6 separate regions of the Mus musculus genome follow, and regions 2, 3, 4, 5 and 6 are each linked to region 1. Evidence: chromatin loops called from intact Hi-C (ENCODE). Cell type or tissue: heart. All regions are shown on one strand.

Evidence for each region. Peaks named below come from ENCODE experiments on the same cell type or tissue, not always from the same donor. Only the 100,000 strongest peaks of a DNase experiment are listed, where the experiment ranks them.
Region 2: a loop joins it to region 1, with 2.5 times the contacts of the local background. A loop is called at or near these places in 2 of 42 quality-filtered maps.
Region 3: a loop joins it to region 1, with 2.5 times the contacts of the local background. A loop is called at or near these places in 6 of 42 quality-filtered maps.
Region 4: a loop joins it to region 1, with 4 times the contacts of the local background. A loop is called at or near these places in 8 of 42 quality-filtered maps.
Region 5: it touches region 1 in a loop (4-fold over the local background); 27 of 42 quality-filtered maps call a loop at or near these places.
Region 6: it touches region 1 in a loop (5-fold over the local background); 2 of 42 quality-filtered maps call a loop at or near these places.

Annotation. Positions count from the first base shown.
Region 1 is chr3:101,601,677-101,606,676 of GRCm38, forward strand. Atp1a1 (ATPase, Na+/K+ transporting, alpha 1 polypeptide) reads right to left here and starts at 3,031. Exons shown (of 23, transcript NM_144900.2): 1 at 2,727-3,031. The coding sequence starts at 2,738. In heart, CTCF peaks have their summits at 25, 2,451 and 3,167; DNase peaks (open chromatin) are centred at 2,445 and 3,045; H3K4me3 peaks cover 3,974 bases; H3K27ac peaks cover 3,945 bases.
Region 2 is chr3:100,920,081-100,925,080 of GRCm38, forward strand. Trim45 (tripartite motif-containing 45) reads left to right here and starts at 2,413. Exons shown (of 6, transcript NM_194343.2): 1 at 2,413-3,319; 2 at 4,861-5,000. The coding sequence starts at 2,832. In heart, no CTCF peak of the experiment used is centred here; DNase peaks (open chromatin) are centred at 2,271, 3,131 and 4,171; H3K4me3 peaks cover 2,172 bases; H3K27ac peaks cover 2,298 bases.
Region 3 is chr3:101,694,840-101,699,839 of GRCm38, forward strand. No RefSeq gene overlaps it. Among named protein-coding and RNA genes, the nearest start is that of Gm33265, 30 kb to the left of the region's middle. In heart, a CTCF peak has its summit at 2,205 (motif pointing left); no DNase peak of the experiment used is centred here; H3K27ac peaks cover 419 bases.
Region 4 is chr3:101,549,596-101,554,595 of GRCm38, forward strand. No RefSeq gene overlaps it. Among named protein-coding and RNA genes, the nearest start is that of Gm33162, 15 kb to the left of the region's middle. In heart, no CTCF peak of the experiment used is centred here; DNase peaks (open chromatin) are centred at 2,336, 3,546 and 3,866; H3K4me3 peaks cover 1,172 bases; H3K27ac peaks cover 3,213 bases.
Region 5 is chr3:101,803,590-101,808,589 of GRCm38, forward strand. No RefSeq gene overlaps it. Among named protein-coding and RNA genes, the nearest start is that of Gm33381, 22 kb to the right of the region's middle. In heart, a CTCF peak has its summit at 2,812; DNase peaks (open chromatin) are centred at 902, 2,202 and 2,702; H3K4me3 peaks cover 1,100 bases; H3K27ac peaks cover 3,849 bases.
Region 6 is chr3:101,921,927-101,926,926 of GRCm38, forward strand. It overlaps Slc22a15 (solute carrier family 22 (organic anion/cation transporter), member 15), which reads right to left and starts at 2,527. Exons shown (of 12, transcript NM_001039371.2): 1 at 2,106-2,527. The coding sequence starts at 2,192. In heart, a CTCF peak has its summit at 1,975; DNase peaks (open chromatin) are centred at 2,465 and 3,905; H3K4me3 peaks cover 2,145 bases; H3K27ac peaks cover 2,424 bases.

The sequences.
Region 1 (5,000 bases):
CACCCCAAGGTGAGTCACCATTGTTACAAACTTGCCAGCAGAGAACGCTACAAATTAACAAACAGCCAGCGGCCAGCCTTATAATAGGGGGTGGGGGTGTGTGAGTGCTGATAACCTTCCAGGCAGGGAACTGTTTCAATCTTACAAGGTGGAAACAACCTCACAGCCTATTTTCTGTTTTCCTGGACTTCCAGGACCAGCCCCAGTGTCAGCGCCCCTTACTTGTTCCTGTCCAGGCTGGGCCACTTTCCATTGGGAAGACTCTGCCTCACAGGGTTTTGAGTCTAAAGTACTAGCTTTATAGCAGCCAGTGGGTATTTAGTCACACTTTCGAGTTTAGCTCCAAAAGGGCAGCTGATAATGTTACCCTACAACCAAGATTCCTGCTGACATGTGTACCTTGTGTCACCTCTTTCCCTGCCTGGTCTTTAAATCACTACCCATAAGATAGGATTTCTTTTCTCAGCATCTAAGTTAATAGTAAACCAAACCCAGGACTGAAATGAAAGGCTAGAGAGACGCTCCCTTCTCCCACCTTTTATAAACGTTTAACAAACAAGCCAAGGCTCCTACATTTCTAACAATTATGATGTGCACCTTGGGTGAGCTAAACAGTTGTGGGTGGTAGGCCTTATGAGGCTATAAGCCGAGTCACTGGCAGAAAACACTGAATAAGAAAAAAGGAACAAAATCCTATTTTATCCAGGAATGATTCAGCAAGCTGGACTTTCATTTTTCTTACCAAATGTTCAAGACCCCAGTTTTGATAGCTAGGAAGAATCATTTGGAGATATCACCCACATCTAGACCCTAGATGACACTTGAGAAAAGGGGTGGGGGGTGGGGGAAAGATCACAATGACCTTAAAAATTAGCTGCCTTTAAGCTTCTTGGTTAACCAATTATCAAGAGGGTTTTAGTCATCGCTCCACCCACATTTTAATCCTCATGTGGAAAAATCCCAACATTTCAGTATGAAATATTCCTCTGACCAGTTTGCCATTGTAAGCCACAGAGAAAGACATGCACTCATACATGAATGCACACAGGCAACCTAATATCCAATGTATAGAATAGAGTACTCCAAATACTAAGTTCACTAGACACCTGTTAGGGTACATTAAACACTTCGGTTGAACTTAACTAAATTCTCAGTTGAACTGTTATTGTAGCACTTGAGTGCCTCTGTCCTAGGCCTAAAGGCATAACTCTGACTTAAACGTCCTCCTGGATTATTTATTATTATAAACACCCCAATTTCTTCTGGAGGATAACTTCAGAGTTCTGCACACAAAATGATGCTTCAGAGGCAGATGTTATGTGTAAGCTGAGAGCAACAGGTTGTTCAGCACCTGTTGCCACTAAACAACCGTTTGACCTTGAACAAGTCACTTCACCTTCCTAGGCTTTGAACTTCCTAAAAGCCGCTCAAGGTCTCCAAATGACAAAGATACTTTTCGAAGGGATAGGAGATAAAAGATGGGGCTTTAAGGAATAAATGGTTTATAGGAACGGCTTGGATGGCATGTAGGATGGTGTGACACATAGATCCGGTTTCCATCGTGGAAAGTGGAGGCCAGGAGGGAATCAGTTCTTTGCTAGGATGCTGCATACGCCGACCAGCCCACACTGGGCACTATCGGGGTCTCTATTCTCTCTTCCTGGCCCACGTCTTATAATCATCTCTTTCAAGTCTCCAAAGAATGTGCTTCCCTCTGGCTCCATCCAGTATATACCCGGGTGCCTTAGGACCTGCAGTGTCTACAGCTTGTCTGCTTGGTCAGCCCTGAAAAGGGTGGAATGGACTCTCCCACCTGTATTCTCATGACTGGTGCTTTTTCAAGCTAGGAACTGATATTTTCAGGGTTATTTTTTTAAGTTTTTAATCTGCTACTTTGAGGTCAAGAACTAACTCTTCCGAGGTGGACAGCAGTAACCGAGGTGGGAACTCAGTGTTGTTCGTGCCCGATTCCCTCATTCTCTTCGGGAACCGCTCTCGGGTGAGACAGCAGTGCAGGAAACCCGCATGGCTTTTCTAACACCATCAACTGCCCAGTCTCCAGTCCTTTGTTAGATTGACAGTACCCTGCGGCCCTGAAGGGTCAGCCTGGCCCCATTTAAGAATTGTGCTCCGACATAAAACAACACACCCCTCCCCGTCGTTAAGACGATAACACCAGTTACCAAAGGCACATCCTGTTATGGACAGTGGCCCATTTTAAAGCTCTCAAAAGTATACCTTAAAGGCTATCTTTGGGCTGTGAAGTCACACCCTTTCTGGCACCAGCTTCGCTGGGCTGGTTCGGCCTAAGGGGAAGCCAGTTTTTTTCCTTTGGGGGAGGGCGGTCGCCTCTGCGGGGAGCTGGCCGAGCCCCAGCGCCTCCAGGAGAAGGGAGTCTCGACCCGGAGGCTGCCCTCGCCGGCGCCGGGCCGCGGCGAGGACCGCCACCGCGAGGGGGCCCTGTCGGAGCTCCCCGGGGGAAGGGGAGGAGCGCTCCTTCCCCTGGGCACGGTGGGAGGAGGGAGAAAGGAAGCGCAAGGCGCGCGGTGAAGGCGACCAGAGGGCTCAGGCAGGGCAGGCGCCCGGCTCAGAGATGCCGCCCCGGGTGCTCCTCCTCCCGGGCCGCTGCCCGCGCTCAGCACCCGCCCCTCCATTGCCGAGAGCCCGGTCTCTAAGCCGCTTCCTCCCGCGCCCCCGCCCGGGGCCCGGGCTCGCCAGACACTCACCCCCTTCCCCATGGTGGCGGCGCTGCGGGCCCCGCGCCGGGTCCTGTTGCTGGAGACTAGAAAGAGAAGAGAGCAGCTCCCGGCCGGGAGAGCGGAGCCGGGGGAGCCGAGAGGCGGGAACTAGGGCTGCCGCGGGAGGAAAGAGGGAGGACGGCCGGCGCCCCGGACCGAGGCCGCCGCTGCTGCCGCCGCTGCTGCCGCCGCTGCCACGTGTCCGCCTCCTCCCGCCGAGGCTCCGCGCCCCAGACCCAGCCGCAGCTCGAGCCCGTGCCTCCTCCTCACTTCCTAAAATATGCAACCTGCGTGATGGCTCCGCCCACGCGTGCACGTCACCGTTACCGGAGCAACCTGACACCGGCTCCAGCTAGCTCCGCCTCCGCCTCTAACCCCTCCCAGCCGGGCCCAGACCGCGCTAGCGACTGCCTGCCCTGGGCTCCCGGCAGGAGGGCGCCGGTGCCCAGGACGCGGGTGTCTGGGTCTCTCAAGGGCTACGGAGCGCTCCCGCCTGCAGAACACTGGGGACTTGAGTGAGCAGCCTGCGGAGTAGGGTGCGGAAGGTCCACAGTGGGTGCGGCGCAGTCGGGGCTAGTCTACTTGCTCAGCGTAGCTTTTCTGGGGTCTCGAGGGGCCGGGGTTGGACAGCAGCTGCACGACTCCGAGGGATTCCTCTCTGCAGAATCCAGGCCGGCATCCTTCGGCGGCGGCGGATGGTGCTTTCCCTTTGATTCCTTCGTCCTGGGGTCCTCTCACTCCACCACTAGAGAAATGCTTCAGGACATATACACACGCGCGCGTGCGCGCATCACTTACATTTCCCTTCCCTTATGACCCCCAAATGACTATATAAAAAAAAAAAGTCAGTAAGAAATTCATTCACAGCACTGTATGAATGAAATCTTGCAAAAGAGGAGGGGGGATTAAACTGTTTGTTGGAGAGTTTCTCCTTTTTATGGCAGAGAAACCTAAAACCCAAAAGAACACCCATCTTTAGTAAAAGAGGTGGCTCAAGCATTTTGAAGAACAGCATCCACAGCATCCGTGGTTACCTTGAGGGTCTCATCAGACTCACTTCCAGCCAGTCGCATCCCACTCTTGGCCTGGCAGAGTTGCAGGGCGGGGCTTCTAGTTTCAGTGGCTAAGCAGGCGCTGTGATGGCTGAAACTTAACATCAGAAACAACAAAGTATTTGTTGTTGTTCTTACCAATCTCAGGAAAGCAAGCAGTCTGGGAAAGCTTAGGATTCAGAAGAGAAACTCGATTTCCATCTCTGAAAATACCTAGAAGTAAGGAAAACACTAACTTCTTAGATATAGACCTATCAACTTCAAGTGTCAATGCTTTGTAGGATGTAGAGCTTGCAAAAAATAGGTGGGGGTGGGCAGAGGGTAAGGGAAGGAGAAACACCCAAACATCTAGGCACTGTGTTATCAGTTCCTCCATAGAGCAATTCTCAGTACTTCTTAGAAACAACGGTTGCTTATACAACTGTTGCTTATAGCAGAAGGCAGCCTTTATCTCTTCCAGTGATCTACAGAACTTGATTAAATCAGTTTGGGGCTTAGAGAGAAGAGGAAACTATAAGCAAAATTTAAAATCACGATTCTGGGGAAAGACCCTTCAAATCCAGAGTACCAGTACCAGCCCTGTTAGTTCAACTGGAGGTCACAGAGTGTTAGCTAGACTTAAGAAAGTGCATTCCTGTGCATGGCAGATCACTGCCACTGTGCAGCAGGCTTTGCTTGCTGAAGACCTTACTTTAAGATGAATTGCCTATAGGCTCTGATCTAAATGGGAAAACACAACAACTAAAATACAGAAAGCACATGCTTGGGCTGTGGTCCTCCTTACTCATCCACTCACTCATCAAGATAAGTCTGATAGGTCAAGACGCTGCTTTATCTCCACAGCTGCTTCCTTGCAGCTTGGGGTGCTGACAGCCTCTCAGGAGACCCTGGGTTTCTAGTTGTGTTCAAGGATGGAGAAAGGGCAAAATAAGTATGGACGTCTAATTAAACCCTGTATTTTGCTCTTGACTTCATACAATAGTTTTTAACCTGTCCTGGAGTTCTTACATGGCTCCAAATGGAGCAGCAAAACTGTCCCCCATTTTGTGTGTGTGTGTTGTGTGGGTTGCTTTGAATTTGGAAACTTAAACTATCTTTGAACTTCATACTTTGGTGTCTGAACATAGAACCAACTCCCCATGGAAAAAGAGATGGAAAGACTCTGCCTTGTTGAAGTGGAGAGTTGTGGATATGGGTAGAGAACCAAGTA
Region 2 (5,000 bases), 680 kb before region 1:
CTGAGAAAAGTCCAGGAATGTTGTCACTCATTCTCTACACACCAAAGAGAAAGAACAAAACATCGGTGATGAGACTAGCACAAAGTTTAAGAACCACAGTGGTGAGAGCCACCAGCGCTAATTAAGTTGAGGGGAACTGGATCAAGGGAGGGTGAGTTTTCTTTCAGGACTTCATCACAGTCCTCGGGAGAAAGAATGTGTAAAGGACTCACTGAAAAGTGTTAGCAAAATAAGGAGAGGCAGAAGAGGTTGGGAGAAAACCAGCAATCAATGGCGTGAGAAAGGAGAGAAGATGCATAGACTTTTAAGTAGAACGGAAAGATGTTCTCCAGATAGCCCCATCTTCTCTCTCCATGGAAGGCAGGTAGGGATTTGATGTGCAAGAAGCTGAGAAAGGGAAGGACAGAGGGGACTGGGCAGAATCTTAGGCATGACATCTTAAGACTGTTGTTCCCATCCCAGATGCTAGCTTGGGTTGACCACTCGACCCCTCCCAGGCAGCTCTATTATAAGCTGTTGGGAGATTAAATGAGATAATGCATATAAATTATACAGCACTCCTCCAACAGAGAAGTCAGAATACACCCTATGGGAAATATAATATATGGCATGAATAAGAGATAAGACAAAGCATGGCTAAGCACAGAGGAGGGCAGGTTCAGAGCAACACTATATAGCAAAGCCAAGTCCACACCGCTTTTGGAATTTGCTTCAGCATACTGCGGTGAAGCGAGGGGACTCGGCCAGGGCAGCGCAGGAGAGAAAGGCTGGAGAAGTCTGGGTAAGGACCACTTTCACTTTTAAGACCTTTGCCGACTCCTTACACTGGGAGGTCATGTGACTGTTATGTAAAAATGGCTTTTGAGCCATTCATTAGCAGATAACGTTTTTACTTATGCTAAAGTTAGAACCAGCTCTCGAGACCCTCACAATAAAGACCAAATCAGACCTGTGTGTGTGTGTGTGTGTGTGTGTGTGTGTGTGTGTGTGTGTGTGTGGTGTCTGTGTTCACACGTGTACCACAGACAGAACCCAGAGTCTCAACATACTAAGCAAATACTGGATCAGTGAGCTACATCTCTACTTTAACATATTTTACGAAGAGTCAGATAATTCTTTTTTTTTCTTTTAATTTCATCTTTTCATAGTTTGGGGCTCTTTCCACCGAAGGCCCATACTTCGTAAAAGCATAGGCTTCGACAGCTATGCCTATACTATGACATCTCTAATAAAGAGGTCCCTGAAACAGTGATGCATGGGTTGAAATCATATATGGAAGACTGTAAAGGAAAACAGTGAGATAGACAGAGGCTTACGCATCTGAAGAATGGGAACAGATAGCAACTACGGAGCCATGCTATTACAATTTTTGGATTCAGAGATCAGTCAGTGCCTTAGACCCCATGTGTAGGAAACAGTCTCCAAATGAATGAATCTGAGACTCTTGGCAAATTCTTTAAGGCGTCAAAGAAATAATTATGCTCAGGGACCAGGTGTGCCCAACTTTTTAACTAGTCGGACCTACAAGGGACTTGTCCCAGTGACATCCTCCACTGCCCCATTGTGACCAACCAGGAGCTCCCCTTGATTGTAAAAACAAATGCCAAACTTGCTCTGTAGGCCACCCCCCGCAACCCTGACAACTTCTGTTACTGTAGAATTCTGGTGAGGTGTGTCTCTCCGGTCTTGGTCTTGAATGATTCAAAGCAGCTTCCACCCGGGAAACTCAGTGGAGCTCCGCGGAGCAGCAGTTCTAAACTTTTCAGTTAAGTTTAGTTCTGGAACCAGACACGGAGGTACCCTTGCCCTGGAAAATGCCAGAAGCTAGCCAGCTGAGAGGGTTCTGGTTCCGAGCACGCTGTACGTAAGAGATTCCAGGGCAGAAAAAATACTTGGAAAACCCAGAAAGGAAACTGACCCGGTGGCCGCTGATTCGCTATAGCCTCTGCAACCGAGAGCCTGCCTACAACTTCCAGAATGCTTCGGGCTACACCTCGGCCGACTGACAGTACCACGCACCAATGGGAGAACCCTATCTGAGTTTGGGGTGGAGCCTCAGCGCAGGCTTTTCAACGATCCAGAGGCCTCTCCGGCGGCAGGAGCTCACATTCGTGACGCCAACCACATTACGCCGCTCACTCCCAGACTCCTCCTCCCGGTTCTGCACGAGGCCCTCCCTTGCTCCCTCTCCTTTCGCCGCGCGAGTGGCCGGCGAGGATGTGGACCTTGCTGAACTTATTGGATGACAGTGATGTCACTCTGGAGGACGACATGGCTCCGAACTGCGAGGCCCGCCCCTTTCGGACGGTGATTGGATTCTTCGGAGAATCCTGGTCTGGGATTGGTGTGAGGCGGGGCGACGGCTCTAGGGCCTCCTAGGCAAACCAGAGAGGCGGCTGCCCCTGGCCCCTCACTCTGGGAGAGCCCGAGGACCCACTACCTCATCGCCCGGAGGGCGCGCTTGTGGCGTGGTGGGGGCGGGAGGGAGGGTGACCTTGGAGGACAAGAAATGCTGGGGTCAGGGTGGTGGTGGCAGAATTAGCTGGGGACTAGCTCTAGAAGCGCTTGCGAGGAGGACGATGTGGGTGATCCAGGAGGGTGTGGCTGTGACTGGTGTGGGATGCAGTGGAAAGGAAGGGCCAAACCACAAATCCGGAGATCTGTGGATGGTTCCTCAGAGGCGTTCTCTTTCTGGTTGTCCTTTTACTTGGCAACACGAGAGTCCTCATGGTCAGTGTTCAAGATCTTGGAACTCTGTCTTTGAGTAAATCTAACCTGCATTAGAGGACTGCGCAGGGCCTTTTGTGATACTGGGTACATACGTGGGGAAGATGTCAGAAATCAGGAAGCCGCTTCTGGGTTTCGTGCACAAACTCCAAGATGCGAACGCGTCTGGAAGCTCAGGCAAGACTCATTGTCCTACATGTCTGAGGCTTTTCAAAGTCCCCAGGCTCTTGCCTTGCTTGCACACAGTGTGCACCACGTGTCTGGAAAAGCTGGATCCATTCTCAGTAGTGGACATCCGTGGGGGTGACTCAGATACAAGCTCTGAGGGGTCAGTATTCCAGGACCCCGAGTTATGTAGCCTGCAGCCACAGATCGGCATCCTCTGTCCGGTATGTGATGCTCAAGTGGACCTGCCCTTGGGTGGAGTGAAGGCTTTAACGGTAGACCACCTGGCCATGAATGATGTGCTGCTGGAGAACCTGCGTGGGGAAGGCCAGGGCCTGGTGTGTGACCTGTGCAGCGACAGAGAAGTAGAGAAGAGGTGTCAGACCTGCAAAGCCAATCTCTGCCACTTCTGCTGCCAGGCTCATAGGTAAAGAGGGAGTACCCCGTTTATTGTGGCGTAAGAGTAGAGTGCAAAGAAAGCAAGACACAGATCCCTTTGGTGAGCAGGTCAAAAAGAAGGCTTTCGCAGACACTGTCAAAGTGCAAAGAACACTGTGCAAACAGATCGCAAGCTCTAGAACGGAGGTTAGCACCGCTGACCTGATAGCTGTAGTAACAAAAGCAGGGCAGGTTTCGGTTTATAGAGCACCTTGAGTTTTCTTCTATCACCAATTGTTTAATCTATTGAAAACGGACCGTGTGCTGGAGAGAGGATTACTGTGCTAGCATACACCCTGCGCTTGATCTCATCTGATCATTGTAACTCTTACCGAAAGGTGGGTGCTACTTCACCCCTCTTTAGTAAATGAGGAGATGGAAGCCCAGCAGTGGTTTGTGTTTCGCCCAAGTCCCACAGCTGGTAATCATGTAACTGAACCGAATCCTCAGTTCAGACCTAGTTCCTTCTTCTTTGCTCTTTTTACTAAACAGGTCACCTCAGTGTAGGTGTCCATTGACTGTGCCTTAACTCAGACCTCTGACCTGGACAGCAGGCTGGTAATTGGGGTGTTTTGCCTTTTATCACAGTCACGGAATAGCTTGTTAGATGCTAGTCTTTGTCCCATTTTCTCTTCCATCCCACTCTAGTGCATCAGAATACAAAACTAAACAAGGTTTTGGGTTAATCTAGAACTGGCTTTTTTTTCTCTCTCTCTCTCTCTGAGTTCTGGCCTCCCCTTGTTTTCTGGCCTTACCAACAGAACAGTTGTCTTAGCTCTCTATTTGTAACTTTGTGATTATCCCTATGACTGTCTTGTTGCCAGCTCAACAGCTGACCGTTTTCTCTGCATCTGCACTAGTAGCAGAACAGGCATACACACTTCAGGTTGATGGGATGTTGCCAGGGAACTCTGTGAGCAGTCCCTGCCTTTCCCTAGAGATTTCCCTGAGTCCCTTAGAAATCTATAGGAAGGAGGGATCCAAGAGAACTTAGTACCTATTGATTTCGCTTTCTACTAATGCGGATGACTCTTAAGGAGAATTCTGGCCTGCCAGTGGATGCGATGTAGTCACTGGCCAAGGGAACTGCTTTACAAAAATGTTAATTAAACATGAGAGTTTGCAGGAGCCAGCTGGCTGCTTTCGTTGCTATATAGATCCATCTGGCTTGGTTTACCACTTGGTGTTAGCCTTCCACCCTGCTTTAGGAAGTGGGCTGTGACTCTTGTCTAAACTTACCAGATTACCTCGAGTGAAAAGTCTCTCAGAATATAGTCTCAGCACTGCACCTTTGAAGATGTATCCCATGCCAAATTCAAGTATTTATGTATTGTGTCCTAAATAACAACACTCAGATAGGCATGTGCTTCACCGTGTAGAGAAATAATGAAGCAAAAAGGATCCTGTAGTTTTTTTTTTTTAATACATTCTGAGGAGTGTGACTCAAATCTAACCCCTAGAACCTCTTTGCCAAACTGTCCCCCTCTAGAGTTGTTTCCTCACTTCCTGTCCCCAACTGCTTCTTTCCAGGCGACAGAAGAAGACGACATATCACACCATGGTGGACCTAAAAGACCTGAAAGGCTACAGCCAGGTTGGAAAGCCCATCCTATGTCCTTCTCACCCTGCAGAGGAGCTGAGGCTGTTCTGTGAACTCTGTGACCGGCCGG
Region 3 (5,000 bases), 93 kb after region 1:
CTGTATGTGTGTGCATGTATGTGTGTTTGTATGTCAGTGTGTATATGTGTGTATGTATGTATGTGTGTGTGTATATATGTATGTATGTATGTATGTATGTATATATATATATATGTATGTATGTATATATATATGTGTGTGTGTGTGAGTGTGTGTATATGTGTGAATGTGTATGTGTGTATATATGAGTGTGTGTATATGTGTAAATGTGTATGTGTGTGTGTATGTATGTATGTATGTATGTGCATATGTATGTTTATATGTGTGTATGTATGAGTGTGTGTATGTATGTATGTGCATATGTATGTATGAGTGTGTGTGCATGTGTGTGTATATGTGTGTATGTATGTTTTTGACTGTATGTGAGTGTGTGTATGTGTGTGTGTATGTATGTATGTGTGTATATATGTGAGTATGTATGTGTATATATATATATACATATATATATATATGTGTGTGTGTGTGAGTATGTGTATATGTGTGAATGTGTATGTGTGTGTATGTATGAGTGTGTATATGTGTGAATGTGTATGTGTGTGTATGTATGTGCATATGTATGTGTTTATGTGTGTATGTATGAGTGTGTGTATGTATGTGCATATGCATGTGTATATGTGTGTATGTATGTATGTATGTATGTGCAATGTATGTATGAGTATGTGTGTGCATGTGTATGTATGTATGAGTATGTGTGTATGTATGTAATGTATGTATGTATGTATGTATGTATCTGTGTGTATCTGTGTGTTAAGTATATGTGTGTTCTGTATTGTTGTTTCTTATCACTGCCTTGGCCTGCTCATGTTTTCTCCCCTGAAGATGACAAAAGCTAGCAGAGATAACTGAAGTTCAGAATGTTATAAAGGGCCAACTGCAGAGGGGACAATAAAATGAGATAAACAGGATGCAAGTCTATAAGAATCAGGTAAAAGTCCTGTCCCCGAGGGTCGGAAGGTTCCACCCTGTCAAACCCTGGTGGGAGACTCAGAGAAGAAAGAAAGATTTTGAGATAGAAGATGAGGGCAAACACAAGAGAAGCAGTCAGAGGAGTGTGGCCCCTTTGGCATACATGATCGTAGTGAGAGTTGTGTCACTGGTGTGCCCAGACCAGGGTGAGGGCTTGTTAGTGTGAAGAGAACAGGTGCTACTTCTGACTCTGTGGACAGGCACTGAGGAAACCTGGTCCTTTAACGACATCCTTCAAATCCGCAGCTGGGGCAGCTGGTTATGGTGAGACCCAGCAGCAGTCTGGCAACAAGGGAAATTACACTGAGAGACTTTAGAGGGCAGGGTCTCCTTGCTTAGAAGACAGGGTCTCTGTGCTTAGAGGGTGGGAGTTCCATGCTTAGAGGGCAGGGGTCTCTGTGTTTAAAGGGGGTCTTAGTACTTAAAAAGGTGGGCAACTGATTTCAGTGTATCAGTAAAGGCACAAAACAAGATATAAAGCCCTAATTTAGGAAGCCACTCCAATTGTCCTGCTGTACCTTGGGGCTATTGTATGCTAGGAACTTAGGGAGTTTAGCGGTTTGGGAAGATACTAGGAAGGCTATAAGGCATAGCTAATCTCCTCTGTGACAGCTTCTGTGATACAACAGGCATCGCGCTGCGTTTCACACTGGCTAGATCCTACCTGGAACAGGTGGGGTTTTTAAGAATATTTTAAGAAGAATTCTTAATATGTTCCACAAAGGGCATTTAATCAAAACTACAAAGTCTTTTGTGTTCAGAATGCAAGAAAGTGCTGGAGAGTCTTTCCCTAGAAGACTAAAGGCTTCCAGGGAATGGAGTAGATGCCTACATTTATTTGAAAAATGTAACAAATAACTCTCCATACCTACGGGCCTGGTGGTGCAGGCCTGTAATTTGGGAGATTAAGGCAGGAGGATTAAAAGCTCAGGGCCAGTTTGGGCTAAAGAGTGAATTCAAGGACAGTTTGGACAATTTAGTGAGACCCTATCTCAAATAATCAGACAAGTGGAGGGGTGGCTCAAAGATAGAGTGTCTGCCCAGAATGTCTAGTCTCAAGCTCAGTCCCCAGTACAAACCAAACAACCAAAGAGCCCAAAGAGTAAGACGAATAGTTAACAATCTGTGGTTAAGAGTACACACTGCTCTTGAAGAGGCTTAATTATCAGTACTCACATGAGGTGGTTCACAACTGCCTGTAAAGCTATAGTTACAGGGGAATTGAGCGCCCTCTTCTGGTCTCCAGGGGAACCTGTGCTCATATGCACATACCCCCACACAGATACATATATATAATTGAAGAATGATTTAAAAAGTAGTAATGGGGCTGGAGAGATGGCTCAGCAGTTAAGAGCAGGAACTGCTTCTGCAGAGGACCAGAGTTCAGTCTCCAGCACTAATATCAGGTGGCTCACAACTGCCTGTAACTCCAGCCACAGAGGCTCTGATATGACCTTCTGGGCTTTGAGGAGCACCTGCTCTAATATGCATGCCCTAATGCCATACATGTATGCACATGTACAATTTAAAAATAAAAGAAAGTTTAAACAAGACCCCAACAAGCATAATATTTCCAGACACACTAACATGGAAGAGGGAACTCTCATTGGGCCCTAAACCTACTCAAGGAACTATAGACAACTAAGAAATGCTTAGAGTGGGAGAAATAGTCTTTCCCCAATGAAGAGCTTATCTTATCCAATGTATCAGCCCTGAAACCATATACATATAAGCAACATTGTATAAACTGCTGTGCAAATTGTATTTACAAACTTAAGAATATAAGTCTATGAATATATATGCATATATACACATACATGCATATATATGTATATATACACATACATGCATATATGTATATATATATATATATATGTATATATATATATATAATTTTAAAAGTCCAAAAAATTTTTAAAAATCTGAACAGAGATAATAATAAAAACAAACAGAAATACAGGATGGTAGGACCTTTGGGGCTCAGAGATTTCCAGAAATTTCATTCTTAAATATTGCAGTTGCTTAATTTCTTTTACTGTTGCTTTTCTCTCAACTCCCAATTGTAACTTCACAGAATTCTTGTAAACACAACTTGGAATAACACCAAGTGCACAAACCAGTGCTGAGCCCATAGGAACCGCTTAAGTGTTAGCACTTAGTTTACTGTATAAAGGTGTCCAGAGATGTGTGGTGGAAGGTAGATTGACTTGAAAGGCATTAAGCAAGTCTGTCTCTGAGGATGTCTGTGTGTCTGCAGAGGTGGTGTAGAGGGATGCCCCACTGGGTGGACGATTGAGGCAGACGCCTCAGTGTTTCAGCTGTTACGTGAGCCCACGACCCTGCATCCCCATTTGCCACTGCTAGGTTGAGAGAGGCCATGCTCTCCTCACTGTCTGGATTTGAGGCGTAGTGTCATTAGTGTGACTTCTCAAGTGTTGTCACACTGGTCCCATGTAGGTGGATGTCTTCATCTTTGTCTGTGTCTCCCAGTTCCTATTCTCACTTTAAGGAAGCTTCCGCCCTCAGCATTGGTTCCTATGGTTGGGCTGATTCTGATTCCACCTCCCAGATCTGTTTAGCACAAGACCCCCTCAACCTTGTCTTTCTGCCTCCTGGCCACTATCCCTTGTTCACAGATGTGAAGAGGGCCCTAGTCAGTCAACAAAAGCATTAAGGTTGTGCTAAGACCTCAATCAAAAGCCATCTGCCGAGCCCCATCAACCCACTGAATCTAAAGAGAAATAACAGATCCTGGCTTCATTACAGATCACTGCAATGGCTAGCTGGAACTGCACAATGGAAGCCCTGAGAGAATCCAGACCCAAGGTTAGCATCCACTGCCTTTCTGTGACACCGCCAGCAGTGAGGAACACTTGTCCTAAACGGGAAGCTCAAGGGTGACACGCAGGTAGAGGCTCAGGGGACCTTTCAGCTCATGCCTCCCTCTCTCCTCATCAGGGACGGAGGTGACAAGCCCTCTGGCACGCCACGGATTCGTCTTGTTCTCATTCATGAATCCACCTTCTTACCCATGCAATCAGATACACAATCATTCAACACGACGACAATAAAATGATTCTCAAGGGGTCAAGCCTTGTCAAAGGGAAGCTAAATCAGGAAAACCTTTGTTCCTTAGAGAAGCCCTTCTTTATAATTAAGTCGAGGATTAGCCATATCCATAACAGTAAGACCTATATTTACAGACTCTGGGATCCCCATTGGTAAGAATTTCCTCTGGACATTGATAAGAACTTGCTGTGATGTGTGCACAAGAAGTTCTCTGGAGAGTTTTGTAGTGGGGTGAGAAGATAAATTATCCATCTATATGGGAGTGGCTGATGAAATTGTGATCTACTCAAATGAGGGGATGTATGAAACCAGAGGCTATAAAACGTAAAGAATAGATGTGTGTAAACTATAGGAACACATGGAAACAATGCTCCCACTCAGATGGGCTCTGGGTCCCCCACAGCACAGCAGAATCGCTGTCCCACAGAGTCCTTGTGATGTTCTGTCCATTTTTTAAAAAGACAGAATCTCTGTAGCCCAGGGTGACCTCGAACTCCTGATCCTACTGCTTGTATGTTCCAAGTGCTGGGATTATAGCCCTGTGTCACCATGACATCAGATTCTTGAGGTTATTTTTCTATATTCAAAATGCTTACAGATAATAGATATGAAAGTGTATGTATACATTTCTCCAAAGTTGGCTGTGTGAGGGATAACAGAAGGAATTTTGCACTCCATTTTCACTGTGCCCTTTTCAATGTGTTAGTTAACCAAATGCTTGTACTTTCTGTACATTAATAAATATTATGCAGGGCCTGAATTTGTGGGTCGTGGTTTTATTCTTTATATGTTCCTGCACTTCTTTCCTTCCTCCCTCCTTTCCTTCTTTTTAAGATTCATTATTTTTATTTTATGTTTATATCTGTGTTGCTGGCATGTGTGTAGGTACAGTATGGCCATGTCTGGTGCCTCGGAAGCCAGAAGAGAGTGTTGGATCTTCTGGAACTGGGGTTACAGCAGGATGG
Region 4 (5,000 bases), 52 kb before region 1:
CAAGTTGTGGCACATCTATGCCATTGAATAACACTCAGTAGGGAGTTCTGGGGTGATGGAATATGCTGAATATTTCTTTTGGCCATAGTTACTTGAATGGCCAATTCATACACACAATGACTTGGGCATGTCTCCAAAGATTTACACTGGGTCAAAGAAAAACAAAAAAGAAACCCCAAACAAAACACAAAATAGAGGGCACATCAGTGCTTGCTAGGAGCTAAGGAACAGCAGGGTGTGGAAGCAGAGGAGGCACGAGGGGGAAGTCTCCCTGTTTCTTGGTTGTTTTACAAGATTACCACTGGGGCCATGGGGTAGAGGCAGACTCTCTTATCATTCTTACTATGGTGTGAGATATGTATTATCTCCAACTACAAGTTTAAAAGACTCTGCGTGGAGGCACTTCATTTGTGGGGTGTTCTGGACAAACACCTTGAAGATGGATCACGGATCCAGATTTAGGAGTGGCTTCAGCTGCGAGTGCAAAGACATAGTGTGAGGGGACTTTTTGAGTCCCTCCTAAGTCCATACATTAAACTTCGTAGATCTGTATACTAAAAAAAGAGGAAACTTTAATATATAATCATTAAAGGTGAAGAGAAATGTAATGACGTATGTATCTCCTTGATATTTTATATAGCACAGTTGTACAGTAACCAAGCACAGCAGCCGTAACAGCAGGGGCAGCTGTCTTTATCATTGTCATTGTCATCCTCATGTTTCACTGATTATTTTATTCGAACTTCACAGTAGCCTGTGAGGGAACCGTTCTCAACTTTCCTAACACGGTGACCCTTTGATACAGATCCTCATGTTGTGGTGACTCCCAACCATAACATTATTTTCATTGCTACTACATAACCGTGATTTTTCTATTGTTATGAATCGTAATGTAAATGTCTGATGTGCAGAATATCTGATATACAACCCCCCCCCCCCCCCCGCAAAGGGGTAGCAACCCACAGGTTGACAACTTCAGTGAGGGAATGAGGGCGGGGACTATAAACCCCATCTTATCCTGAGATCAGCTCAAGCCTCAGGCTTGGCTACAAGTTTGTTACCTGCTGCCCCATCTTATGGTGAGAACATGAAGGGTTAGAGAGGATAATCTCTCTCTCAAGATCTTACAGTGTGAAGTTGTCTTCCTTGGAAGGAGAAGCAAGTTTTCCAGCCGCGAGCAGCGGATGAGCCTAGGAGGCCAGGGGAAGTGGCCATTGTGCTAGTCAAAGGATGTTTTTGTTACATTTAGAGAAAGATGCCCTTCCCAAAGTAGCTGAGCCATCAGTGGTCCTGCGGTGTGACTAAGCAGGGTAGCAGGCAACAACACCCTGGGTGCTTCATCTGTTGCCTTTGGCTTTGGTACATAAAACCATTTGCTTCGGAAACTATCGGTTGGGGTTAGGAGACAGACTAGTGACAAGTCTTTCTTCCATGGAGCCAGCCGCCTGTCTCCCTCTGGCTCCTCTGGGATGTGGTCTAAGGCCCCTGGTGGGAGGCTGGGAATCATGGGAACGGTGGTCTTACCTTAGCTCTTCTCCTGTTCTACACACACACTGGCAGCTTGGGACAGTGTCAGAGTATCCCTGTGCCTAGAAGCTCTGTCCCCCAGAAATCCAACTGGCACCATCCCCACCCCCCTTCAGATCCTGTCACCTCAGTAAGGCTAACTAGCAGAAAGTTCACTGAGGTTGGGCAGGATATGCTTTTGATGGTCCCTGTCTCTGATTTTGTCACTTCACTGAGGTGTGGACTGGCTCTCAGGGCCCCTCAAGCACCTGAGTTCTGAAATTCTGACCTCTGAGAGGCAGAGACTGTAGCTATCAGAGACCCCTGTGAGCCTTACTGGCAGGGCTGGGGCCAGCTACCTACCCACTCTGTGCTCGGTGACAAGGGTCGCCACAGCCCAAGCAGAGTGGGTACTAGAGGGACTGCCGTATCATCTGATCCATAGCCGCTTAATCTCTTGACCATGTGCACTGGGGACATGTCCACCAAGGACGTCACTGAGGTGGGGGAAGAATGCAGCCGTTGTCCGGGCCCAGAACACAAAGGCGGGTCTGTGCACACGTGGGCACTCCCGGCCCCGGCTGGATCAGCTGCTCTCGTTTCCTCCTTCGCCATCACAATACAACTACAGAGATACAGCCTGCCCTTCAACCCCCGCCCCAGGAGAACCAGGCAATGGGATTTCTGCCCACTGGGTGCCCGCTGAGCATAGCCAGCAACTCCAGCCTCCCAGCCCCCCCCCCCCCTTGGCTCCCGGTGAGTCTAGAATTTCCATTGCCTGCCTCTCCCTGACCTCATTTGCTGTGCCCTCTCGGCTTCCTTTTCTCTTGTCCTCCCAGGCACGCGTGTGAGGGGCAGATCCAGGGCGATCTGGACTCTGCTGATTACCAGGGAGCCAAGGCTGGAAGCTGAATTCTTATCTGCTGGGCGGTGGCCAGCTGTGGTGCAGGGTTACACCAATGCTGGGGAGCAACAGCTGTCCCGGCCTACCATCGTCATCCTAGGACACTAGACAAGGGACATTCTAGTCACCGTCCCTGCCATTGCCCAGCATGGGGACAAAGTGAGGCTGCCTGAGATGTGGCGACAGGCACTCAGCATTCCATGCAGCAGCCGCAGTCCAGGCCAGGTCTTTTGGCCCTGTGTGTCTCAGTTTCCCGTTGATAGACATTCAGGAGAATGTTCTTATATAGAGGGCTGTTGAGAGCTGTCTGTGGACCTTGATGCCATCTTTAGCATGGCTAATCCAGGGGTAAGCCCTGAAACAGTAATACATGTACCAAGCATCAGCACCCAATGCTCTTCATTTGTTCATCAAGGACTGAGTACCTTTACTTGTCAGACATGTATGACTATGTCAGACTTCAGTATGCTTGATAAGTCAGTGAAGGAAAGGGACAAAAATCCCTCCAGCAGGAAGGTAGTCTCCCTCCTCCCCTCCCTCCTCCCCTCCCTCCTCCCCTCCCTCCTCCCCTCCCTCCTCCCCTCCCTCCTCCCCTCCCTCCTCCCTCCTTCCCTCCTCCCCTCCCTCCCCCCTCCTTCCCTCCTCCCCTCCCTCCTTCCTTTCTTCCTCCTTCCTCACTTCCTCCTCCTCTTCCTCTTCCTGTTTCTCCTTCTTTTCACAAGTTCTCACTTCTAAATGGAGAGAAGTGAAAACTGTGAGTCCTAGTAAATGAAAGTACAGAGAAGGTATTGGGGCTCAGAGCTGGGAAAGAGGGCTCTGGCATCAAGAGTCAGGGTAGGCCAGGGTCTAAGCCCCAGACAGTCTTTGGTGATGATGTAAAGGTCTAAAGGAAATGAAGGAGGGCACCAAGTGGGTTTCTGGGGGAAGAATCTTCTAGGCAGAAGGGATAGCTCCTTCCTCCCTGGGGAGCAGCTTACCTGTGTATCTGTGGAGTCGGGGGGGGGGGGTCATTTCACTGCATAGAATGCAGGAGAAAGAACTGAAAGATCAGGATAAGGGCATAAAGGGATAACACGAGACACTTGAAATACTATGTCATGTCTGCACTGAGCACCCGACAGAGTGGCTTACATAACAGTGCGTTGGGTGCCAGCAGCTAGGCTTCCTTCCCAAGTGTCAAGGTCCTTGGCTTCCCTATCAGGTTCTTCTAATTATTCTTGTGTGTGTGTGTGTGTGTGTGTGTGTGTGTGTGTATGTGTGTGTGTGGTATGGGTACCCTCCCTCTTCCCACCCTTCCTATCACCATTAGATCTCAGCAATCTCTTATCATTTGCTTGCTGGCTTACCTGCAGCGTTCCTGGTGGGCCACTGTGAACTGGCAGCCCTGCCCCTTCCCGCACCAACAGAGAACCTGCTGACTTCCTTATCTCTATCCTCATACTTGACCCCAGAGGCCCTTTCCTGACTGGGGCTTGTTCCTCCTCTCTCACTTGGCTCTGCCCTGAATTCAGCAAAAACCCAACCCACTCCTCTTGATGGGTATGTAGAAGGTTCGTCCCTAAAAACCCAATTCTTGCAAAAAGCCAATAGCAACTCCCAGGGCTAGTGATGGTTCTCCTGTTTCCCGTCCTGCTATGTATCGTAATTATTTGGAAAAGTAACTTGACAGGGTGGGTAGTACACAAAGAGCTATAAGGTTACAGATATCCGTTGGTTTGGGAATTTCATGTTTCATGTTTCAGCTAAAGAAAATAAATCTGATTAGAGAAATACCCCACATAGGATTGCAGATGCTCAGTTGGTAGAGTGCTCCCAGCAAAGGAAGCCCCGAGGGGTCACCCGCCTCATTCAGGGATCACTCAGGAGGAAGAGGCAGGATGATCAGGAATTCACAATTATTCTTGGCTGCTTATGGAGTTAGAGGCCAGCCTAAGCTACACGAAACTTAGAAAGAGAGAGAGAGAGAGAGACAGACAGACAGAGAGACAGAGAAGAGAAAGACAAGAGAGTGGATATTTAGGAAAGAAAAAAAGTAAAAAGAAAGTGTGAATTTGTTCATGTAAATAAAAATGTGCATCTTAGAAACGTTTATAATATGGAACACAAATGGTAGCAATGACTGTTTAAGTATTTGCTAAGAACCAGAAGAACTAGGCGTCATTACGTTTTTACAGTATTATTATTTTATCCAAACCCTCTCCCTGTCTCTTTAAGAAAGGAACAATGATTATCTAACAGAGCTACAACTGCCATGTATTCATGTGAGGATTCCCCAGAGCAACAGACCAATATATTTGATTATATTAAAGGGGGTCCTTTGGACTTGCAGCTATAGGTGAAATAGTCCCATAGATGAGATTCAAAGCATAAACAGTCTTCCGGAAAAGCCGGCCCAAGCCCGGCACTACTGGCCTATTTGGTGCTGTAACTGTATTTTTAAAAGGCCATTCCACCATTCTGTCAATCTGCTTCAGGATGGTGGGGAACACAGTAGGGCAACTGAATTTCATAAGAATGAACCCACTGATGCACATCCTTAGCTGTAAAGCTGGTTCTCTGGCCAGAAGCAATGTTATGTGGAATATTGTGA
Region 5 (5,000 bases), 200 kb after region 1:
TGGCTTTCTCTTTTTCACCTGGGCCCGTGGCAAGGCATCACCTACATTCAAGGTCCTCCCTGGATTAAGCCTTTCTGGAAGCTCCCGCACAGGCATGCTCAGAGGTGATTCCAACCCCTGTCCAGTCGACAGTTAGAAGGGTCCATCACAGAGACAGATGTGATGAAGCTGGCTATCAGGGAAGTTTCTAAGATCAGTGGGACTCAGATTTCCTTGAGGATGCTAAGGGACAACTTCGTGACACAAGTAGGGCTCAAGAAGACAGTGGTGCAAGCAATACCCGGACTCCTCCCACCGCCCACCTGCAGTCTCCAGGGTTTTATTTACCTGTTTAGTTCTGTCACCTAGTAACAGCAAGCTCCCCAAGGGCAGACAGAACTCAACGCTCTCATTTGCCATTGAAGTTCCGGTGCCTGGAAGAGAATCTGGCTTGATGTCTGTGCACAATACCTATTTTTGGCTGAATAAACAAAGGAGAATGAGATCCTTAGCGAAAGTTTGTTTTGTTGGTCTCAGATAGTGAACCCAGGACCCTGCCCTAGCCTCTGAAAAGCTTTGAGAAAAGGGAGCCTTAGAGCTGAGCCTTCCTGAAAAGGCTGGAGATTTTACAGGCTGGAAGAAGGATCACTCAAGTTCCAGACTGAATATGGAGGAGACGGCAGAAAGCTCTGTGTGTGTGTGTGTGTGTGTGTGTGTGTGTGTGTGTGTCTGGCCATACTGTGAGAGAACTGTTTCGTAGGGGTCCCTAAGTGTCCACTGCAGTTCCTGCCCAAAGGAGAGGCTGGCCAGACCTGTGGATCAGTGGCTCTGGGTGGGGAGTGAGAGATATGGGGCTGCTAAGGTTGGGGGTGGGGTGTTGGCAGCAGGAGCCCACATTAACAGGTGACAAGGGTGTCCAGGCAGAGATGCTGGTACTATTAATAGGAACATACGTCACAGATAATGCTTTTGTGTGTCAGGAACATGGCCGCTGATGGATTGCGAGACTTCAAAGATGACATTGAAGTGCTAAGGTCAGGTGCTAGGAAGAGAAAACAGAGCGGGGAGGGTCTGGCAGCCAACGCCACTCGGTGTGTTTGCTCTGTGCATCACAGGTTTGAGTGGGAACTGCTTTGTGAAAATCTCCAGCTGGTTGCCAAAATATGAGCTACACGAGTGGCCCAGCCTGTCCCTCTGGACCCCTGAGCCATAAATAGTCAGGAGGACCCAACTAAGGGGGGTGGAGTTCATTTTGTCGTGTATGGAGTCTCATTATGTAGACGAGACTGGCCATGAATTCATAGAGACCCAGCTGCCTTTGCCTCCTGAATGCTGAGATTAATTGTGTGCACCTCTACCCCCCAGCTAGGGCGATTTTGGAGGTAGCCTGCAGGATTCCAACCTGCAGAATGCTGGCCTGGCAAGGGACTGGGAGGCTCCTTCCTTCACTAAGGACAAAAGGAGGATTGGGACCGTCTAAGCTGGGGATGGGGTGGTGGTGGCCGGTGTCCTATGACTTGCTGGATCAGGTAGACATTTTGTCTCCCATGGTTCTTAGAAAAGGCCGTTGAATGTCTGACGATTTGAGATTCCATGGTTTTGTCAGCCCTTCTGTTTGAACAGAAAGCTCCCTAATCCATGCCCCTCTCCACATTCACGCATAACTGGTTAACAAGTCATACCCGAAAATACGAGCCTCCCCTTCGGTGCACGATGCTGGTAGATTGGATTTTATTGTTGCCATCCTTGGGATATTCTTGTTTGCTAGGGTCTCCACGAGACACAAAGCTATAGATCAATCCCCTGCCCTGTACTCCCAGTCTTAATGTTATACACTGTTATTGAGGAACTATGGCTTCAGAGGTGAAGGGCTGGAAGAAAACCAAGTCTTTCTGGACCCTCAAATTCCTTTCTTCCTGGCCTAAGGGGCATTGTTCGGATCATAAATTGCAGGCCTTTTAAGAAAAGCAAACAAAGGCTAACTGCATTGCAAAGGTCACCGGGCCCGTGGAGAGAGCGCGTGATTAGCTTCTGAAACAGAAGGCTTTGAGGACTTTACAGGGTTCAAAGGTGCGACCAGAAATTTTCAGTCCAGGGCAAATCCTAAGAAGTCTTCCTCCCCCATCTGTCACCTCAAGAGCTCCGCCCATCTACCTTCTGGGAGGACCCGCTGCTGCGGACAGGGCTGACAGGGCGGGTCAAGCAAGGGCAGGAACATGCCCCACCCCCTCCCCTCAGACCAAGCCAGGAACAGGGGAGGTTTCCACTTGGAAAGCCATCCTGGTCGGCTTCTCCACGTGCCTCTCTGTCACCTGCACTGTGAATGACTAGTGATGACTTATACGCATGCCCAGGCGGTGACCTTGGATTTTTTTTTTTTTTTTTTTTTTTTGGTCTGTGATTCTCAAATGTTTATGAATAAATTGATAATGCCTACCCTGGTTCAAAGGATGGTTGGAGGGATGAAATGAGATAAAGCACAAAGAACAGGAAATGTACAGAACACATATCCGTGGATTTTAGGGGCCTGAACTGTTCTTTTCTGGAACATTCTCACCCTCCACCCATCTGTTGTCTTTGTGCCGAGCTGGGTGGGGGACGCTTGCACTGGGTGGGGGACACACGCTGTGTGTCCAGGGTGGACTGTACTGTGACTGTCCCCATGGAGTCAACACTCCCCTTTGCCAGCCTCATCCAGAGCATGGAGAGCCTGTGGGTCAGGATAGCCTGTCTGCGGTGGGAGAGGGCCACAGTGTGGCGAACTGCTCTCCTCCGCTGCCATTGGCCACGGTCAGCAGCCAGCCAGAGAGAAGCCGCGAGCGCCCCCTGACGTCTTCACCGCACAGCACAGGCGGGGCTGCCACAGCCAAGCAGCAGATCTCAGTCAGCCAGCAGAGATCGCCAAGTGTGCCCTGCGCATCTCCTGCTGGTCTGCTGTAGGTCTTTACTCCGTTTGGAACACCTGTCCTGGTCATAAAGGACAGGTTTCACATATGTGAATCCTACATAGAGAGACCCAAGGGCAGAGGACATTTTTGATGACCATTACCACGGAGACAAAAGGAGAATATTCTAGAAGGAGGCAAAAGAGGAAAGGGCAAAATAAGAGAAGACTATGGGGCTTGGGGTGAAGAAGAAAAGGAGTCCAGACCCTTTGGGCCCATGGCTCACTAAGTGAGTTCTCCATCCATGGTTGCCTCTTGGGCCTGAAACCACAGGTTAGGTTTTGTTTCGAGCCGCCCTAATGTTGACTGCCCCACAGAATATTCCCATCCCCCTCCAGGTGGGGAGGAGAGTCTACAACTCTGACCAAGTTTGGGCTGTCTTTGGGAGATGTGATTTGCTCAATTACGGCACAGTTCCCTGACACTCGGCACTGATCTCTCATTCCTTTGTATCCAAGCACCCCGGGTTGGGTCCTGACAGGAGAGTCATGAGCTACGAGGACTTAAAAGCTAAAGCTGGCAAAGGAAAGTGACTCCCTCTCAGAGCAAAGCTGTTGAATGAGAGGAAATGAATGGTCTAGACTCAGAAACAAAGCAATGGGGAGGGAGGGCTTCTGCCAAGACCACTGCTATTTGTTCCCAGGCTTGGCAGGAAGGGAGAAAGCCTGAAAGCTTTGCTGACAAGCATTGTTTACAAGCAGAGAGAGTGTGTGTTGTCCACACAGCCCTCGAAGTGCACCTTGGATCCCAGTCAGGATAGCAGACACCAGCTGTAGGGAGCTGCGATGCAGGCCCATCAGTGTGCCTTCTCAGGTCTGCTCTATCAGGCTGCACAGAGAGAGGAGGCAGGCACTTCTCAGAGACAGGCTTCTGGAGCCAGAGGTCCTTTTCCTTTCTCACTGTGATTTTTCAACATCTCAAAATTGCTTTATGAAGAGCCTCTTCTGAGCCTTGCAAAACTTGAGATCAAGTCCAGTTCCCCTGCCTCAACGCAGCAAATGCATGAAAACCCATCTTCCTTCCTCCCATCCATCCATCCATCCATTCATCCATCCATCCATCTATCCAAGTCTGCATTTATCAAGCATCCATGAAGCATCTGCTCTGCACAAGTCATAGTTCTGGGTGCAGAATTCAGAAGTGAACAACTGAAACAAGCCTCATCTGAGTGGAGTTATTTTCCAATAGGAAAACAAGCCAACCAGATAGGGACAGTAACAGGGTGGTGGGGAGCTCGCCGAGTTAAGCTGGTCTGGGAGGACTGAGCCATGTTGACATATGGCACGGAAGGCTTGTGAGCCAAGGGACAAATAGGTGCAAGGTGTGCAGAAATGTACTTGGTCTATTCAAAACAAAGCAAAGTGAGCCAGTGTGGGTGAACAGCTCGCAGGAGACTGACGGCAGGCGCCAGACCTGTGTGGGCCTTGCAGGCCATGGTAGAGAGCTTTTAAATGAGGTGATGAAAGGCCACTGGAAGGAACAGAGCCCTGAAAAAATATGACTCAGTGTGCAAGCATTTAAAAGAATTCTAGCTCGTGGGGTGAGCTGGTGTATCGGGATGGGATGGTGGGATGGGAGGCAAGACCGGATCTGCCGAAGTCTACAGGGTCAAGGGGATGGCTTGGCCTAGATACGTGGGGAATATTAACTTGGGACCATAGTTAGAGAGCAGCATGGGGACGTGGGGGTCCATCCGGCTTGGATCAGGTTATTGCAGACTGTAGTTTATCAGATTAGCCCTCAGGGTAGCACCTTCTCACGTGACAGGGCTGCAATGCTGAGTTAACTGCACGGATTCTAAAACCTTCCTAAACGCATTCTTGATGTAGAAATACATAGCTCTCCACCAGATGAAGCAAATCCAAGAACCAACCGTGGCAGACAGGTAGCCAGCAGTGTTGGTCCTTGGGGCCAGGAGTGGAGTCCAGGAGGTCTGCAGCCTTTCATCAATGGTCCTCCAGGGATGGAGGAAGATGCACATGGCTTGCTGGAGAGGGAAACCTAGCAGTTTCTGGAGTCTCCCGATTAAGTTGGGTCAAAAGGCGACATTTCCAGAATGGGTTGGATGAGAGCAAG
Region 6 (5,000 bases), 320 kb after region 1:
ATCAATACAGCTATCCTTTAGCAGATGGAACTATTAAAGATGCACTTAATATTACAAACTCAAGTGTAGCCTGGGATATTCTTGTCTAAGATGACCTACAAAAATATTTGTAAGCAAGATCTAGGGAGGGGGTGTGAATGTGAAAGGCAGCTCTTTTTGGTTTTGTGCTCAAAATGTTGGGGTGGGTGCTTCGGTGTTCCATGTCCCCTGTCAAGTATTGGTCAAGCAGTACAGCAGCTGGGCCTGCAACTGCTCCTTCATCTGGGTCTTCCTTCATCTGCTCTGACTTCTTGCACGTGTTTAAGCCTGTGATCAGAGGCATCTTTTTCACTGCGGATGCAGGCAGTGAGAACGGCAGGTTCTCTCCATGGCTGAACTCTTCTATTGCAATGGGCTGGACTTAGACTATAGTACAGTAAGGTCTTCAATAACGCTACGGTGTGACCCTCATCACTTCTCCACAGCAGGGACTTCAGAAGAATCAGCTATCCTTTCAGACACATCGAATTATAAAGTCGTCTTCCCGTGGAACTCAGGTGGAGGCAGGGACACGGCAACCCATACAGCCCACACCTACAAGATAAACAACCATCCATTGCCAATAACACTTGAAAACTTGGCAAATGGTGACCATAAATCAACCAACAGTTGCTGAGCAAAAAGATCATGGGCTTGGAACTCTTCCTTAACAAACTACAATGAACTAGGTCAGCCATTAATAAAAGCATGGGAGGGAGGGGAAGAAGGTGTAGGTCAGCAGTAAAGCTCTCGTATAAAAAGCGCAAGGCCCTGCATCTCCAGCTGGCAACGAGGTGATAAAAGCCCAGGAAAGTTAACAGGTCCTGACCCAGAATACTGGCCTTCTCAGTGCCACACTCAAGATTTGATTCTAAGTTGGCAACCACCTGGCTAGGCAAATAAGATGCTAACACAAGAAGTGGAGCAGAGAAGTGGCCAAAAGGATTGCCAGGAGAGGGGATATATACTTGGAACTCCTGGTTAGATGGAATATTGTCAAAGAAACCATTATACATGAAGACCAGACATTGCAGTTGCAGTTCTATTTCTCTATACTAATTCTTACTCTGCTAAGAGAAAGGCTTCCAAGTATCACCACTTGAACCGATGTTCTGCCTGGTGCTGAAGTCAACTGAAGATTTTAATGGGGAAAGAGAATCAGTAGATTAAGTTTTACCTTACTGCCTCTCTTCCTGCTGCAGCATCAACACAACGTTGAAGCAACTTGTGGGCTCTGGTTATAACCGCGGCCAGCCAGTACTTCCCTTGCAATAATACCTTAACTTACTTAGCTCAGCTGTCAGCCTCACAGTGTCAGTGTCACAGACCACTTCATCCCAGGATTGCAAGCCTCCGGGACAGGGAGCTAGCTTCATTTTCTGGCCCTGGTGGTAGGGATCAAACCCAGAGCCTTGCACATCTAGGGCTTTACCACTGACTGACCTGCTTCCTAGGGACAATCTGAGCTGCTCAGGCTGGCTTTGAATTTGCCTAGAAGAAGAGCCATCCTTCTCCTGCCTCAGTTTCCATAGTGCTAGGACTACAAGAATGAACCTCTTAAAGAGCCCAAGGACTCCTAAAATCAAGAGTTTTAGGTTGAGGTGTGCAGCTGGTTTCTGAGAATTCAATACAATGAACCACACTGTGTGGATGGTATCATTTCCCTAGACCAAAGCTGGCCTCGGAGCTTAATAACCCAGTAGAACTTTAACTAGAGAGAAATAAATTCCCGTGGATGGAAAGCCCCTTTAATAGGAAGCCTCCCTCAATCTCAGAGAGGGCTGAAGGAGGCCATACTAGCTAGACCTGATCTTTTGTGGGCAGGTTGTCCATGCTTTCTCTGTCTCACTCTGTAAGGGGTTAGGGTGCCGAATCCTTTTGATCCCGGGTAATGGGTTTCATCTTTCAACTAGCTCTGGTGGCGAAGTGTCAGTGCCAGGCTCTGGGTGACAGCCTGGGAGAGCTCAGTGGCTGGCCCGCCACCGCGCGGCGCCCGCCCGCCCCCTCCCTCCCTGCGCTCTCGCGCCACACCTGGGGCCAGCCTGAGCTGAGAGCGCCCCGGGGGCCGCGGGGAGCCGGGGACTCACCTGCAGCAGCACAGCCAGCAGGAAGCACAAGTACATCTGATAGAGGCCCATCTCGCCCACCGCCTGGAACGCCTCCTCCACCTCCATGGCGGGCTCGCGCCCGAGGACCCGGCCGCCACCGCGACGGAGGACCTGGCTGCGCGGTGGCTGAAGATCGGGCGACGGAGCGACCGAGGACTGAGCCGGGCGGGGACGGAGGGCCGAGCGGCAGGGACCGGGAAGGAGGACCGGGCGGACCGCGGCCGAGGCGGGGACAGAGGACTGGGCCGAGCCGGGGGTGGAGAACCGGGCGGGGCTGGGGCCCAGGCGCAGGCGGGACCCTGCAGACGACCGGGTCCGGGGTCGCGGCGGAGATGCGATGCTGGTCGCCCCGGCGCGGCCTCCCCGCTTCCTGTCAGAAGTGACAGGAATTTTTGGCGAGCGGTTGGCTGGCGCGCGGAAGGGAAAGAGGAAGTGGGTGCGGCGCGGGCGGCCAGGGCGACTCACGGGAGGGGCCGGCAGCTCCACGCCGTGTCCCGCGGGGTTCGCCCCTTCGCACAAAGCGGTGGAATGCGGGGGCGCTCAGAGCTCTAGAGCCTTCCGAGAAGAGGGCCGGGAGGCATCTGTCCCCTTCCTCCTTTGTCTTGCTTTAGGTACACAGGGTCAGATGTAAGCTCCGCGCCTCGAGACATCCACTTAGTAGTGCCCACTAGGCCCACGGACAAGGGACAAGGGACAAGGGCAGGGGGTCATGGTTGCCAAGGTCTGTCAATGGAGTTTGGCACAGGGCTGAAGAAGTGTGGGGACAGATTACTAGTGGCCCCACACCTAATCCTGTTTTGTTTTTAAACTATTGCAAGTATCTAAACCAGCATATCTCAACATGTGGGTCAGGACCAAAGACCCTTTCACAAGGGTCAGATATCAGATATTTACATTACAATTCATAACAGTAGCAAGATTACAGTTATGCAATAACAAAAAATTATTTTTATGGTTAGGGGGTCACCACAACACGAGGAACTGTGTTAGAGAGTCACTGCATTAGGAAGGTTGAGAACTACTAATCTAAACTATCGCTAAGTTTACCTTTGCTTTCTGTTGGTGTGATAATAGCATGACAGAAGAAACTTGGGGGCGGGGGGGGGGGTGGAGTTTATTTGGCTCACAGTTTCTCTCAGAGCCCATCATTGCTGGGAAGTCGAGGCACCAGGAACTTAAGCAGCTAGTAACATGGCATCCACAGACAAGAACAGAGGGCAGTGATGTGATGGATGCGCTCACCAGTGATCAGCTAGTTCCCTCACTCATTCGTTCAGACTAGGGCCCAACCTATGAAATGGCCTCACACATATGGGGGGGGGGGGCTTTCTAACAACCCAGTTTTTAAACAAATTCCCTCAGAAGCATGTCCAGGGCCAACCTACTCTAGACTGCTCCTCACTGAGTGAATGGGAACTTCCTTCCCAGCCGAGGCTAGGTTTTGATCGTTAAAACGAACCATCCCCTGAATATAATACAGAGTATAATGGATGACCAGGAGGTCCCCTTGTCTTGCAAGCATTCTTGTTGTGCTTCCACAATTTCCCATTAATTATGTCTGCTGTTTATAACTGCCCTTTAGTGGTCATCTACCTAATTATTGTAATAAAATGATACAATGTTGACTATGGCAGGGTTGGAAGCAGCCAGTGTGGTGGCCACAAAAGATGAATTGGAAGTGCTTAAGCCAGTGGTGGTGGCAGCAGCCATAGAGGCAGCACAGACCTTTGATTCCAGCCCTGGGGAAGCAGAGGCTGGGCTCAGCTACAGAATGAGATCCCTGGCAGCCAGGACTACAAAGATAAAGCAGCAAGACTTCCCTTTAACCATATGGTCTAGCTTTCTTGGCAGGCAGTGCTCTCTGTGAGAAGAGGGAGGGGCAGGGAGGAGAGGGGTCACTCAGCTTTGTTTCTTATTAAAGAACTTTTACTATTTTTTTTTCTAAAAATGTTTCCATTTTTATTTACGACTGTTTTGGGAATAAACTTGCTCATTTTGCCCTCCTAGACCATGATCTGGCTGTATTTGCACCCCACTTTTCGTTATTTTTATTATGACATACTTTGTTTAGTGTTACATAGTTATTTATTAAATAATTCATTATTTGTTTTGCATTTTTCCCACTTTTTTTCTACACAGAAAATATTTGAATATAAAATTGTAGTTCGCAGACTTTGGAATTTTTTTTATATATATTTTGTTTAGCTTTGTTACTTTGTGATTCTTTTACTAGCTAGATAGTGTCAGTGTTTATAGCTTGTTGGCTTTCAACACTTTCTCTCCCTAGCCATCTTTGATTTATTTAAGATAAGCACTGCTGTATCCCAAGTTGGCTTCAAATTTGTTATATAGCCAAGGCTATCCTTAAACTCCTGATCTTCCTGCTTTTGTCTTCTAGAAGGCTGAGAGAGCAGGCTAGCCAGCCTACTGCACCTTGTTACAATCTCCTTTGTAAAGAGTGATTATGTGAAAGGGTATACAATCCTCTAAGTACTATTTACCCTGATTTACCAGTTCTCCTAAGCAGTATTTTGTAATGGTATTGTAATTTGCTCTTTAACCAGTGTTATGTTTTTGAGCATTCTTTTTACCTTTCTAGTTAAAAGTTGTACCTTTTAACATTTTTTAATTATTATTTATTTGAACATTTTGTGGGCAAAGACAATATTAAATCCTAGAACTGCCTGACTTTTCCTGGGACCTAGCATCATTGTATTACAGTGCATTCATTGTAAACAAAACAAAACAAAACCCTGCACCATATGTGTTGAGAACAACACATGGTTTTCATTTGCTGGGCTCAGAACATTCTGTAAGTTAGTACATCATACTTGTAATCTTACTGAAATCATTGGCATGCATACTAAAGGCTTA